Linked DNA regions of Homo sapiens: region 1 is linked to region 2. Evidence: chromatin contacts called from ENCODE Hi-C or POLR2A ChIA-PET data. All regions are on one chromosome and are shown on one strand. The core of a region is the stretch at or near the end of the contact, and the rest is flanking DNA. Distances in the headings are between cores, read along the strand shown. Region 1 has its middle 78 kb from the start of ARID1B. Region 2 overlaps LOC101928923 (a long non-coding RNA gene).

The links. A loop is a pair of places that touch in the nucleus more often than their neighbours do. ChIA-PET counts read pairs that join two places held with the same protein, here RNA polymerase II (POLR2A). Pooled maps may share reads with other maps.
Region 1: a loop to region 2 is called in a map of OCI-LY7, with 5 times the contacts of the local background. The contact joins two enhancer-like sites. A Hi-C loop is called at or near these places in 2 of 168 maps with a recorded cell type or tissue (OCI-LY7 and dorsolateral prefrontal cortex), 4 of 37 single-sample maps with no recorded cell type and 7 of 50 pooled maps. POLR2A ChIA-PET finds 5 or more read pairs at or near these places in 2 of 52 experiments (OCI-LY7 and SK-N-SH).

What each region holds. Positions count from the first base shown.
Region 1 is chr6:156,696,301-156,702,898 of GRCh38, reverse strand. No RefSeq gene overlaps it. Among named protein-coding and RNA genes, the nearest start is that of ARID1B, 78 kb to the left of the region's middle. RefSeq lists enhancers at 3,808-4,047, 5,788-5,837. Within about 2 kb of position 4,483, at least 6 of the 41 ENCODE cell types and tissues checked have a DNase peak (open chromatin) inside an H3K27ac peak, as active enhancers do; they include OCI-LY7, where a contact is called at or near this core.
Region 2 is chr6:156,277,414-156,283,626 of GRCh38, reverse strand. The region is part of intron 2 of LOC101928923 (a long non-coding RNA gene); the gene reads left to right. Among named protein-coding and RNA genes, the nearest start is that of SNORD28B, 98 kb to the left of the region's middle. Within about 2 kb of position 4,271, at least 2 of the 41 ENCODE cell types and tissues checked have a DNase peak (open chromatin) inside an H3K27ac peak, as active enhancers do; they include OCI-LY7, where a contact is called at or near this core.

The sequences.
Region 1 (6,598 bases), core at 3,234-5,733, 420 kb before region 2:
TTGTTTCTCCAGATGAAGAATAAAATGCTTATGAACAAAGAAAAAGGTGCCTATAGAATACATAATAAATATGACATATTTAATAATATTAGCCCATTCAGATCATTCAGAGGAAGGATATGCTTAGAATGAGAAGGTTATTTCATTTTTAACTTTTCTTGGGTATCAGGTCCAAATTTCATAGTAATATCTGAAAAAATATCTGTACTTTTTATAAAACAGGAAAGTTTATGTGGAGCTACCTAAATGTTTGAATAGTAACGTAAGATTCATTGTGTTCATGTTGCTTTGCTTTTGTTGACTCCTACTTAAATTCGCATCATTCTACTATTTTGACCTAAGCAGTCTTGCTTCGATTAAGAAAATTCAGTGTCTGGCATCTACATGGTAAAATCACAGCAAGAAATTGGAACTCTAGAGATTGGAACTGTAGCCACGACAGGGGGTGCCAACTCCTGTGGTCCCCCGACACCACAGAATACCATGAGTGGAACTTTATCCACAAACATATATTTCCCTCCCAGTGTTAGGATGTTTCATCTCCCTCAGGCCTCCCTTTTAGAATTTCCTAGATTCCTGAAGTCCTCCTAAGTCTGCAATATTATCACTACATATATATCAAATTAAAATAAAGATCTGTGTAAAAGATAAAAGTAGCTTTTCTCTCTCTCTCTTCTGTTGCTGCTGTTTCTTTTCAGTTGATTCAGCTGTCAACTTCAGTCAGGCGCAGCTCTGAACACGTGGTCATATAATTCATTAGCAGTTAGAAAGGGGCTCCACTCAGCCCTGAAGACATTCATGCGAACAGCTTTTGGAAAAATGTTTAATAAACGTCTTCTAGCATTGGTCTGTGCTCTTAGAAAGACCAACCTGTAGGAAACTAATACATACAGCTAATGTCTTAATAGATAAATACACTTATTAGGCATATTTAATTTTATGTTTGACTTAGTACCCCCAAAAATGCTGTTTAAGTTGGTAAGAAAGTCAGATTCACCAAAGCAGAAGGGAAATGGGATGCATTTGGTCCCAGTAGTACTGGCTTTGGGTGAGTGATTTTGTATTGCTTTTGGATGAATTGTGGAAGTTAGTCGTTCTCCCAGTCACCTCTCTAATTTGATCATGAAGTCAAATGATATGAAGAAAGCGTTATAGAGATTGGACTAGTTCAAACAGTGAACACAGTCAATATAACTGGTGGAAATGATATTTTAGTGTAAACTCATGTGGCAAAGCTTGGCCTAAACGGAGAACATTTGTTGTTTCTATTTAGAAACATCAGACTCAACAGTCTAGACAATACATTTTGATTTATTACTCACCTTTTTACTACCTTTTTCACTTAGTTAATCAAAGTATATATTCAAAAACATTTGAGTGCCTGTATTGTGCCAGACAATATTTATGGTTACTCAGTCTTCTTATTTTCTTTCTTTCTTTTTTCTTTTTTTTTTGAGATGGGCTGGAGTGCCATAGTGATGCGATCTGGGCTCACTGCAACCTCTGCCTCCCAGGTTCAAGCGATTCTCCCGCCTCAGCCTCCGGAGTAGCTGGGATTACAGGCATGCGCCACCACACCCGGCTGATTTCTTTGTATTTTTAGTAGAGGCAGCATTTCGCCATATTGGCTAGGCTGGTCTCACTCCTGACCTCAAGTGATCCGCTCGCCTCGGCCTCCCAAAGTGTTGGGATTACAGGCATGAGCCACTGTGCCCAGCCAATCTTCTCATTTTCTAACTCATCTGTTTCTCATTCTCTTCTTCCTCCTCCTCTTCCTTTTTCTTCTTTCTTTAAAGCCTCAAGTTTTCCTCCTCAGATTTGTCTTGATTTTTAAAGTTTTCCTTTCATCTCTTGGATGTGGAATTTTCCCATAAAAATCTATTGTTCCCTTGTTTCATCCCTTTTGGAAAGGAATATCCTTCAACTGGAAAAGTGAAACATATCCACCAATTTTAAACGTTAAAAATAACTGTGCAAATATATAACTATGTTTTATCTTCAATTATTATGAAATTATTAACTCGGTCATTGATTTGTTTATTTGGCATGAGACCATGCTGTTCAGGGAATTCCTGCCCATTTCGAGAACCATCTTTCTTGCATTTCTTACTTAATGGGACTAAGCAACTTAGCTACAACTGAAATAATTTTAGCAAATATGAAATTCTACAAAAAAGCATGGCCAACAGAAAGCCTTCATTCACTGTGTTTATGTTGGTACTGATCTTCACGGCATGCTGTTAACTCAACATGAAGCTATGCTTTTTAAAACAATTCAAGTTCAAGGCCATCCCATTTATAACCAGTCATGTTCCAGGCCTATAAAGCATTTGCAATAACAATCCAAACTGGCATATAAGTTAAAGCTCACCCTAGGCAGCTTAAATTTACACGATTAGCCTGGGACTTGCTCATCCTGTAGCATCGGGAAGCCCGACCTCATGATCAAGTGCAATTCACATCTCACAATTCTAGCAATCGATGTACATGGATACACCATTATATTATTATTAAATCCAATTGCTTTGCAATTAACCCAATATGACACCCATACAAATGATTCAAATAAAGAGCCTCACATTTCACAGGGGACAATCAATACAGTGAAATCACAGCTACTGACAATGCCAGCAATTTGGCTTGTTACTTTAGTGCTACATTTTTCTCAGGTTGACACTTCTATTCCCGCTTCTGAATTACAGCTACCATAACTTTCAACTATTGGCAATGCCCACGCCTCACAAAAGCAGAATATTCAACCATGCTTGGCCATTCCTAACCTGTTAGCTGAGTCATGAAAAGTTACACCCAGCCTAAGACGTGCTAAATCATAATTTTTAAAAATTTTCTTTCTTTCCTCCCAAAATGAAATTTGGACTTCTTTTTCTCCAGGAAAAGCTCCTTAATGATGGAAAAGAAAATTATGAGACTTATCAATAGATTAAATAAGTTCTTAGGAAAAATGATTCTTGCCCCTCCCCTTGCATAAAACTCTTACAAGGAGATGCTTGAAAGCAAAACCAATCACAACAGTATCTTTCCCAATTACTATTATTGTTCTTCTGTAGCTTTATCATCTCTATTTTAATTAAGTGAAAGCACTTTACAGTTATAGCCTGATCAAAAGCAACCTTTTAAAAACATTACAACCTTCATTTTATGTCACCCTCTTTTGGCAGATTTTGCCAGTGTATGTGTTTGTCAGACAAGGTGGCTTTTAGCAGCATTTCCCTTCAGCCATTTCTACAGAGTTGGGTGCTGACATTCAATAGATATTTATTGACAGACTATTTGAGCGCTACTTTGTTAAGACCCCATAACTCCTTATTTCAAGTTGACTGAACTTGACCTTATGGAGCATTTAAGACAGGCACTGACCAAAAAATGTATCTTTTCTGTGTCTCTTTCTATATTGTTTCCAAACAGAGACTGGTTGAGTCAGATATGTTTCTATGAGGCCATTTCCATCTACTAAATGGGGGGAATAGAACATTAAGTATGCAGTAAAATGCCTCTGTTTTTTAACATACAGTGTAGACGATTGAAAATAATGACTTACTTAATACGCTAATAGAGTCTCCGTGAATCATACTGTATACATAACGGTGATGAAAATGTTCAGGTTTGAAATTTCTCCCTTGCCAGAGAGGAAACCATGGGGGTGAGTCATGGTTTTAGTGATGACTGGCCTGGGGAAGTGAAATTGGAAAGCCACAGGTTAAAAAAGGAGTGAGGAGTGATTCCTTAACAGGAGTGCCATAGTCATAAACTCCAAGAAGGCAAGAGACAGTTCCTTATGCTGCTCACACCTAGGCAGGAACCTGCAGAAGAAGAGCTCCTGGCGGTTCACCTGCAGGAGAGAAATCCTGAAAGCCCAGGAAACCAAACAACATTTAAAGTCACCTATGGATTGGGAAAAGAAACAGGACTTCTTGCTGGGGGAAGAGCGATAAATGACTGCCTGTAAAGGGGAACACAACTGAATGCAGTCACTCAAGTGAACGAAATTCATTTAAGAGCAATTGGATTAGAGATGGAGATTTACATGGATGACTTTAAAGAAGAGAAGTGTGCAAGAGACAGGAAAGATGCACATCAGTCATTTGCTACAAAACTGTAAACAGCATTGTTAAGTGGGAAAATGGGCCACTAAATTGTAATTAAACTATGACGATAATGTTGTAAAATGTGTGCTATGGGCAAAGACTGATTGGGATTACATAGAAATTAACCTAGTTACTGTGCTCTTGGTAAAGTATTGATGTTATTTGTTTTCCATTGTTAAATTTTGTGGTGTGAACATGAGGGTGGGGGTGGGGAGAGACTATATATAGAGAGTTTAGTGTTAAGACCATGGCACGAGGAACCAGGAAGCCGTCTTTAAGTTTCACACGGCCACGCCAGCTGCGATTGTAACCTCTCTTGAGTCTCAGTGTCCATATATAGAAAGTGAGAATAAGAACACCTGCCCTGCACTAATGGGGTAGTGAAAGCACTTTGTAAATTTGAAAGTATTGTAGGAGATTTTTTTAAGGAATGAAGGTCTGGGTGCTATCTAGATGAGAGACTTAGGAAGTCCAGACCTCAAAAAGTTACACTGACTCTCTTTTCTTAGCAGTCACTGCGGAAGCTGGAGAACATGTGTTATCTCATTTAATTTTACAGTAAAACAAATTACAAACACTTATTGGGCATCTACTAATTGTTTCACTAACCAGGTTTTCCAATACCATTTATAGAACAATCTTCTTGTCCTCCATTGATCTGAAATGCTCCTTTTATCACACACCTGAGTTTATATTTGAACTGCTGTTTTACTGCTCACCGTTCTGTTTTAATTGTTGTAGATTGGTGACTTTTTTAATCTGGTAGGGTAACTTTTTATAGCTGTTGTTTTTTAAAAATAGGATCCAGGGCAGAGAGGGAGCTATTAAGGAAGATAACCAAGCTTGGACTCAAGGGAGTAACTAACCAGCCCAAAGGCACGTTGCAGTGTAGCAGATTCTTAGAAGACATTCTGGAATCAGAGGAAGCTTACTTCAAATCCTGGTGTATGATTTATCATCCACATGACCCAACGTATATCACTTAATTTCTTTAATCTCTTTCCTCATCTGCAAATTGAAGACAATATCAGCTACCTTGAAGTGTCCTGATGTGGATTAAAGTACAAAATGGATGTCAGTTTCTCTAGGACCATGCCTGGCACCCAGCTGTCACATCCTTCCCTTCCTTTGAAAGCGTTCCTACTGGTAGGGACATGGCTTCCCTTTCTTAGGTTTTCTTACATCTGCAAAAAAGGAAGAAGAACAAAGAATGCTCACAGCATTCTGCAGGCTTGTTTCACTGAACGGAGATAGATACATGGTAACTGTCTAGGGGATTTCAGCTGTGCATGTGTATTCTCTCCTCCCTGAACATGGCAGAGCAGAAGATACTGCATGCCATAGAATTCATGAAGGGCTCTGTCATTATCCAGCCATGAACATGGGATGTCAAACCAGGTAGGAGTGCTTGGCGGTACATTCCCCTTGAGGGGAAGTGAAAGGGGAAATTGCCCTGGGCCGTGAGAACTGGCTAGGGAACAGGTGCAGAGTGATGGGGCCTCTCTTCTCTGCCAAGTTTGGACTTTAAGTGATTTTGGGGGCAGAACTCACATTGATGACCTCCCTTTTTGTAGTTTCTTAGAGATTATTGAGTAATATTTAAAAATATTTGATGATTAGAGTGAAGACACGTCACATTGGGCCCCAGAGCAATCTTCCACCTCCAGGAGTGGCCAGGATGACTTTGGAGGGACACCTCTGTCATCTTTTCTCCCTAAGTGATGGATGGATAGAGTCTGATCATAATTAATTTTAATAGAGACCTGATGTGCTGTGAGAGAATCTTGGCCATTCAAATGAAATAGAACTGATAGCCAGCCACGAAAAAAATAATCTCAGTTCTATCTCACCATTGGCTTTAGAACATATTAAGTCTAGTTAAGAAGTATTTATGGAGGGCTTCTGTGCCTGGTGCTATAGAAAGGGATACAAAAAAAGGACCTTGTCTGACATTCTCTGTCTGAATTGGACAGACAAGAAATATAATAAAATAATAATGTACTATCTGTGAGGCCCTGACATATGGTATACACTGAGTTATATGCTCAGTGTGCATTAGCTCTAATTCATTAATTCTTTCCACAAATGTTTCTGGAGTGCCTAGTATGTGCCAGGGATTCTAGTTGCTGGGAGAACCATAGGGCAGAAGGCAGAGCAAGTCCCTGCCTTTGGGAAACATTCTAGTACTTATAAGCAAATGAGTATGCACGATCATTTCAGGGAATGATCAATGCTATAAAGAGCCAGGGGCAGTGGCTCATGCCTGTAATCCCCGCACTTTGGGAGACCGAGGTGGGCGGATCACGAGGTCGGGAAATTGAGACCATCCTGGCCAACGTGGTGAAACCTGGTCTCCACTAAAAAAAAAAATAAAAATAAAAAATAAAAAAAAAATTAGCCAAGCGTGGTGGCGTGTGCCTGTAATCCCAGCTACTCGGGAGGTTGAGGCACGAGAATAGCTTGAACCTGGGAGGTGGTTCAAGTGAGCCGAG
Region 2 (6,213 bases), core at 3,022-5,521:
CCCATTTATCATCTCATAGGTCTGTAGATCAAAAATCTGGGTAGACACAACTGGGTCCCCTGTTTAGGGTCTCACAGGACCAAAATCAAGGGGTTTGGAATTAACCTGGAGGTTCTGGAAAAAAATTCCCTTCTAAGCTCATCCAGATTGTTGTCAGAATTCAGGTCCTTTTGATTGTAGAATTGAAGTCTTTATTTTCTTGCCTGCTGTTGGCCAAGGGACACTCTCAGCTCCCAGTGCACACACTGAAGTCCTTATGCATGGTTCTCTTATCTCCGCAACAGAGGACTTCATTCATGTTGAATCCCATGTAACTCTTTGAATCTCTGCCTTCCTCTTCTGCCACCAGCTGGTGAAAACTCTCTGCTTGTAAAGTTCTCATATGATTAGCTGAGGCTCTCTCAGATAACCTTTCCTTTGATTAATTCAAGGTCAGCTGATTAGTGACCTTAATTACATTTACACAATGTCTTTTGCCATGCAATAGAACATAATCATGGGCAAAAGGGACACAAAGAGACAAAAATTATGGGAGTCAGCTGAGTACTCTGCCTACCAAACCAAGCCTATCAAATGATGCCACCACGTCCTTTCACGTTGCCTAAGAGCTCAAACCTCAGGAAGTGTGTGTACGATAAAGTAACTAGTTTAAATAGTGGTAGAAATGTGGTAGAATTTGGCACTTTTATTAACTCTTTTATTTTCAACCAAATATCCTTTTCATAGAGAAAAAACAATGAACCTTTAAGGGAAGTTCTTAGATATTCTTCTATTCATCTTTCAAGGTTATAAGCATGTGAAAGGCTTTCTTATGCCTCTAAAGACTTTGGCAGTGTTACTGACTTGACCTAGAGGAGAGGACAAACTTGAAAGAGTAAGAAAAATTCCCCTGAGGGTGTGTATACTATTCATAAATCCTTTTTTCTTTCCCTGGCCCAAATATCCTTATATTTACTACATTTTTTAAAGAGTCATGTCATTCCACAAAAAGTACAAAATCCTATTTCAAGGCATAGACAGTAGTAGAGTTGGTGTTGGAATTTAGTTAAGAAAAAAATAACTCTAAATGTTTATAACTAAAATTTACCATGCTAATGGTATTCTCCAGTCCAACATGCTTGCAACATGTTGAATCATTCAGGGAAGAAATAGCGTTTATTTCTATCTCTCTCACTGAGCCATTGCATCCAATCTGAAATTTGACAGTTATCTGAGTGGGCAGCAGAAAAAGGGAAGGCTGAGTGTATAATGCAGAAAATAGTGTCTTGTACAGTATCATCAGAATGAGTTGCTGATGCAGTGTAGCCAGTTACATGCAAACAGGTTAAATACTGCCAGTCAGCACATTCCTAGCACCCCTAGCAGCTTTGGGCAGAGCAGGGAGCAAGATGTTGCTGAGTGTTTGAAAATGTTTCTTCTTCTTAGACTATGAAAGAAGCTCTGTCCCTTCACTGGATGCTTGACTTCATTTAGGAAGAGTGTTAAGACCTTTCTCATAATCTATGAATCCTATGCTAATGGATGAATGCAAATATTGTTATCACCTTCCATTGACAGAGGACTACATTGTTACAATGGAGAAAAGTGTTAATCCTTTTGTAATTAATGCATTATTGAGGTCAGCACATGTCAAGGATGTAGTTGGATTTTGGTAAATTAACTTTGAAGTCCTTTTCTTAATTCTCATTTTTCCTTTATCTTAAAAAGTAACCATTGCATATAACTTTGTACTTTTTCTTTTACCAATGATATAAGACTTAGTTTTTATGTTGAAATGAAACCAAACCAGACAAAAGGTGAATAGGAAGGGCACATGGCTCTTACTATCCTACTCTCTTAACTCAACACAAAGGAAAATTCAGCATAGAGAAATTACTTTGACCTTGTAGTAAAGAATAACCATTGGTTAAATGACTTCTAGGTTTCATTCCTGGAAAGTAACTAGTTCTTATTAAATTGTATCTATTATGATTACTATTAATATCATTTTGACATACATATATAAGAAGATGGCCAGACATTTCACGTACTGAAGCAGAAGTGCGAACAATCACTATGTCTTAAGTTCAGCAGGGCTAGAGTGATGGGATGGAGTGTTCAGGAGTGATTTCCTGAAAGAGGTGGGTTTCAGTCAGTGCTTTCCTGAGTGGTTTCTTAAAAAAAAAAAAAGCCCCTAGTTTGTTATGATTCACACGGTCCTGGGGTCAAATATGTTTAGCTACCACAAGCCAGAAAGATTCAAAAGGTTTCTTCACTGTGTGACTTCTCAGAGCCTTCTGTGACAATTACATAATAACTCTCCAAAAGGAAGAGTCCATATGTGGTGATTCCAAAGCATATTTGATCTTTTTTTGTTCGTCCATGGAGCTCCCATGGCTGGAGTGGTGGAGCAAACTCTGGGAAAAGTGAGGTAAGATCCTGCCTTGAAGGATGGGTGGGAGGCCTCATGTAGTCGATGGAAATGGGGCAAGAGTTGTGTATTATAAGCAGAGGCTTTGGAAGGAGCAAACGCAGAAGTGTGGTGAGCCATGGGAGACCAGCTAAAGGGGTGGTCTGGGGACAAACTGGGAGGAAAGGATGATTTTGAAGAAACAGGAAATGAATGGAGGTGGTTGGATTTTTTGTAGTTGTTGTCTTGACAGCATTTTTTAAAAGACAGATTAATCTGTCAACATGGTCCAGAGTGGTCTGGATAGGCAGAGCCTGTAGGCAGGAAAACTCATCAGGAGTCTTTTGTGTTTGTCCAAGCATGGTGTTACCAGGTCCTCCCCAACCTTGTTTCTCTATTACGATCTCTCAGCCGATGATTGTGTGGTCCCTGCTGTGCTTGGGCTCCATGTTGTCAAGTGTGCAGCGTCATCCCGAGGACCCGGCATTTGTACCAGGTCTCCAAGGCAACACCTTTCTTAACGTCTGGATGTGCCTCATAACACTTCTGTTTGTCTGTCTTTGGCTCTACATTGTTTCTTTTTATTTTATTTTATTTATTTTTTTAATTTTACTTTAAGTTCCGGGATACATGTGCAGAGTGTTCAGGTTTGTTACATAACTATACATGTGCCATAGTGGTTTGCTGTACCTATCAAGCCATCATCTAGGTTTTAAGCCCCGCATACATTAGATATTTGTCCTAATGCTCTCCCTCCCCTTACCCTCCACACTGTTTCTTAAAAGAACATGTTATTATAACCTGGAGACATTCACTGTTAAGTGCAGCTTCCTTCATGGTTGGCTGATCTAAAACCTGCACAGACCCCAGCCCTTTATGGTGCGTTTCATGTTTGCATGTCTGTCATCTGAAATGCCTCGTAGACTATGTTGGCAACTAGCCAAGCTGAGCATTAAAAAGGGGATGGCCTACCAGCCATCATAGCCTTTCCCCTTTGAGTTATCGAGGAAACAAAACCAGAGTTGTTTCAGTATGAACGACAGTTAAAAAGATAACTAAGGAAAGTGCTGGTCAATCACAGTTTACAGTTGGTGCAGAGCCCAGCTTGGAAGGACTCAAGGACAGAGTCCTGATCTCCATGGGAGGAACAATTGTGCTTTTGTGGAATCTTCTCTCTGTTCTTGATGCTTCTTTCTTCTCTGCATTCTTATATTATGGGGATTAGGAAGTCCAGCCTGGTGAATAATGCTGTATAATCTCCCTGTCTTCTCCCTTACCTCTTAATTCATTTTGACCTTGACTTGGAAGATATCCTTCTACCATGCAGGAATTGTCAGCCACAGTTTTACACTCTTTGATCACTTCGCTATTTGGAGTGTGAGTTGTTTTTTAAAAAATATACAAAGAATAACTTCTTTATGTTTTTTTGTTTTCCTTTTTTTTTTTTTTTTTGCTTAACATGTGAGAGGTGAAATAAAGGAGCTCCTGATAAGTATAGAGATTAGGAAACAAGACAAAACAAAGCAACAACAAAGTCTACACACCTCATAGCCAACAGCTGCCCAATTAATGTCATGTGCATTTACAGCAGAAGTGGTCAGTGACAGCACAGTGGAAGGCAGTTCAGGTCACAAATGCAGAACAGGAAATATATTTTCATCTTGTTATTTATGACCCAGCCTTAAAGGAAAACAGATGGTACTACTTTCAGAGCTGTTTTGCTCTTGTTTCAAATGGCTAATTCAAATCAAACACAGATTCTATTCTTAGTCAAGGCAGCTGCTGCATTGTCTGAGCTGGGCTGTTTTTTTACCAACAACACCCCTTCCTCTGACAGAATGGCCAGAGAAGACCACAGCAACATCACTGTCACTATCACCCAGTAGTCCTAAGAGAACCGCATTTGTCGGCAGCAGCACAAAGCCTATTGCTGGCTGACACCATTTAGGATAAACTGTGGTTGGATTTTGAGTAGAATCTGGAACCACCACTCCCTTCCCTCTTGCATTTGATTATTTCCCTTTGAAAGCAATGATTTATTCCAATTTTAGAGTACAGTGACCTTTCAGGGACCCTTAGGGTGGCGAAGATTGCAAAGATGGGAAGAGAAGTCAAAAGGGGCTAAGAGAGGAAATGGAATGTGAGAGATGTTCTCATAACACAGAGAAGACAGCAGACACTACTTAGGTTCTCTCTCCCAGGATAGCCATATTGTCCTGCTGATTTTCTTTAGTCAAAGGCTCTATTTATGAGACTCACTAATAAGACTTTAAAGAGTAACTTCTTGCATTTTTAAAAATCAATATTTGAAAACAAAGTAATATATGTTCATAATTCAACAACAACAACACTTTCCATCTATTCATTTCTCCACTCTACGTGGAGTCCCTGGGTTTAGCCCTCCCACTGGACACCCACTCCCTACCCTTCTATGCCCAGAAGCAATCACTTCAAATTTTTCTAGCTGTTAACTTCAGGTGGTGACCTCCATATTTCTAAGAAATGTGCTTATAGTGTTGAGTATTTAGTTTGAGTCAATATCTCTTACATTTCTTTAATGGTAGTTGAGGATTTAGCTTGTCTACAACTCTTCCCGTGACTAACTCATTCATTCAATTGAATTATATTTTCAGTTAATTATCTGACAGTTTTTATGTTTTTATGAGTAGGTAAATTATTTTTATTGTCAAGCCATGTCATGTATTATTAGATTTCATTTCTTGTACAACTTTTTGTTTTTCCTGAAGTTAATAATTATACAATTTTTTATTTGCTTATTTTTATGTATGTCTTTAAACTTTTTTTGAGATCAAAACTTGTCAAATGCTTTGTAAAGTCTTTCAAATAATCAAACACATCTAAGTATCTGTTTGCACTCTCCCTCCCTCTTTTCACTCTTCTTTCTCCTGAAAGCCTCCTAACCCTTGTTTCTCTTTCCACCTACTCTGATCTGTTTGTTGGCTAAGTCTTTTGAATAAGGCTTACTCTAGAACTTTCCATTACTTTTCCTGTGTTGGCTCACTTTCTAAGATTCCATGTCCTGTGATAGGATCTTAAACACAAATATGAGGGAATTCAAGTTTTTGATCCCTTTTATTCCTGAAACTCATGTTTATTTACCCTCACATTATACAAACATAGTTCAATATGGTAGAGAAAATGAGAAACAAAGTGTATTAGTCCATTTTCATGCTGCTGATAGAGACATACCTGAGACTGGGAAGAAAAAGAGGTTTAATGGACTTACAGTTCCACATGCTGGGGAGGCCTCACAATCATGGCGGAAAGCAAGGAGGAGCAAGTCACATCTTACATGGATGGCAGCAGGCAAAGAGAAAGCTTGTGCAGGGAAACTCCTGTTTTTAAAACCATCAGATTTCAGGAGACTCATTCACTATCATGAGAACAGCACAGGGAAGAACCACCCCCATAATTCAATCACCTCCCACCAGATCCCTCCCACAACATGCGGGAATTGTGGGAGCTACAATTCAAGATGAGATTTGAGTGGGGACACAGATGAATGATATCACCAAGATTGGTGAACTTTGAGACACATTCTACCAATGGAAACTCTTCAAAATGAAATATATGCCTAAATGTAGAACTCAAAACTGTAACAATTCTGGAGGAAAACAGGTGGAAATCTTTGTGATCTTGAGTTAGTCAAAGATTTCTTTGATATATCACTAAAGCTTGATCCATTAAAAATTGATTCATAAACTAAACTTCATCAAAATAAAAAAATTGGCTCTTATATAAGAGTATGAAAAGAGAATCCAAAGACTGGGAGCAAATATTTGCAAAACACATACCTGATAAAG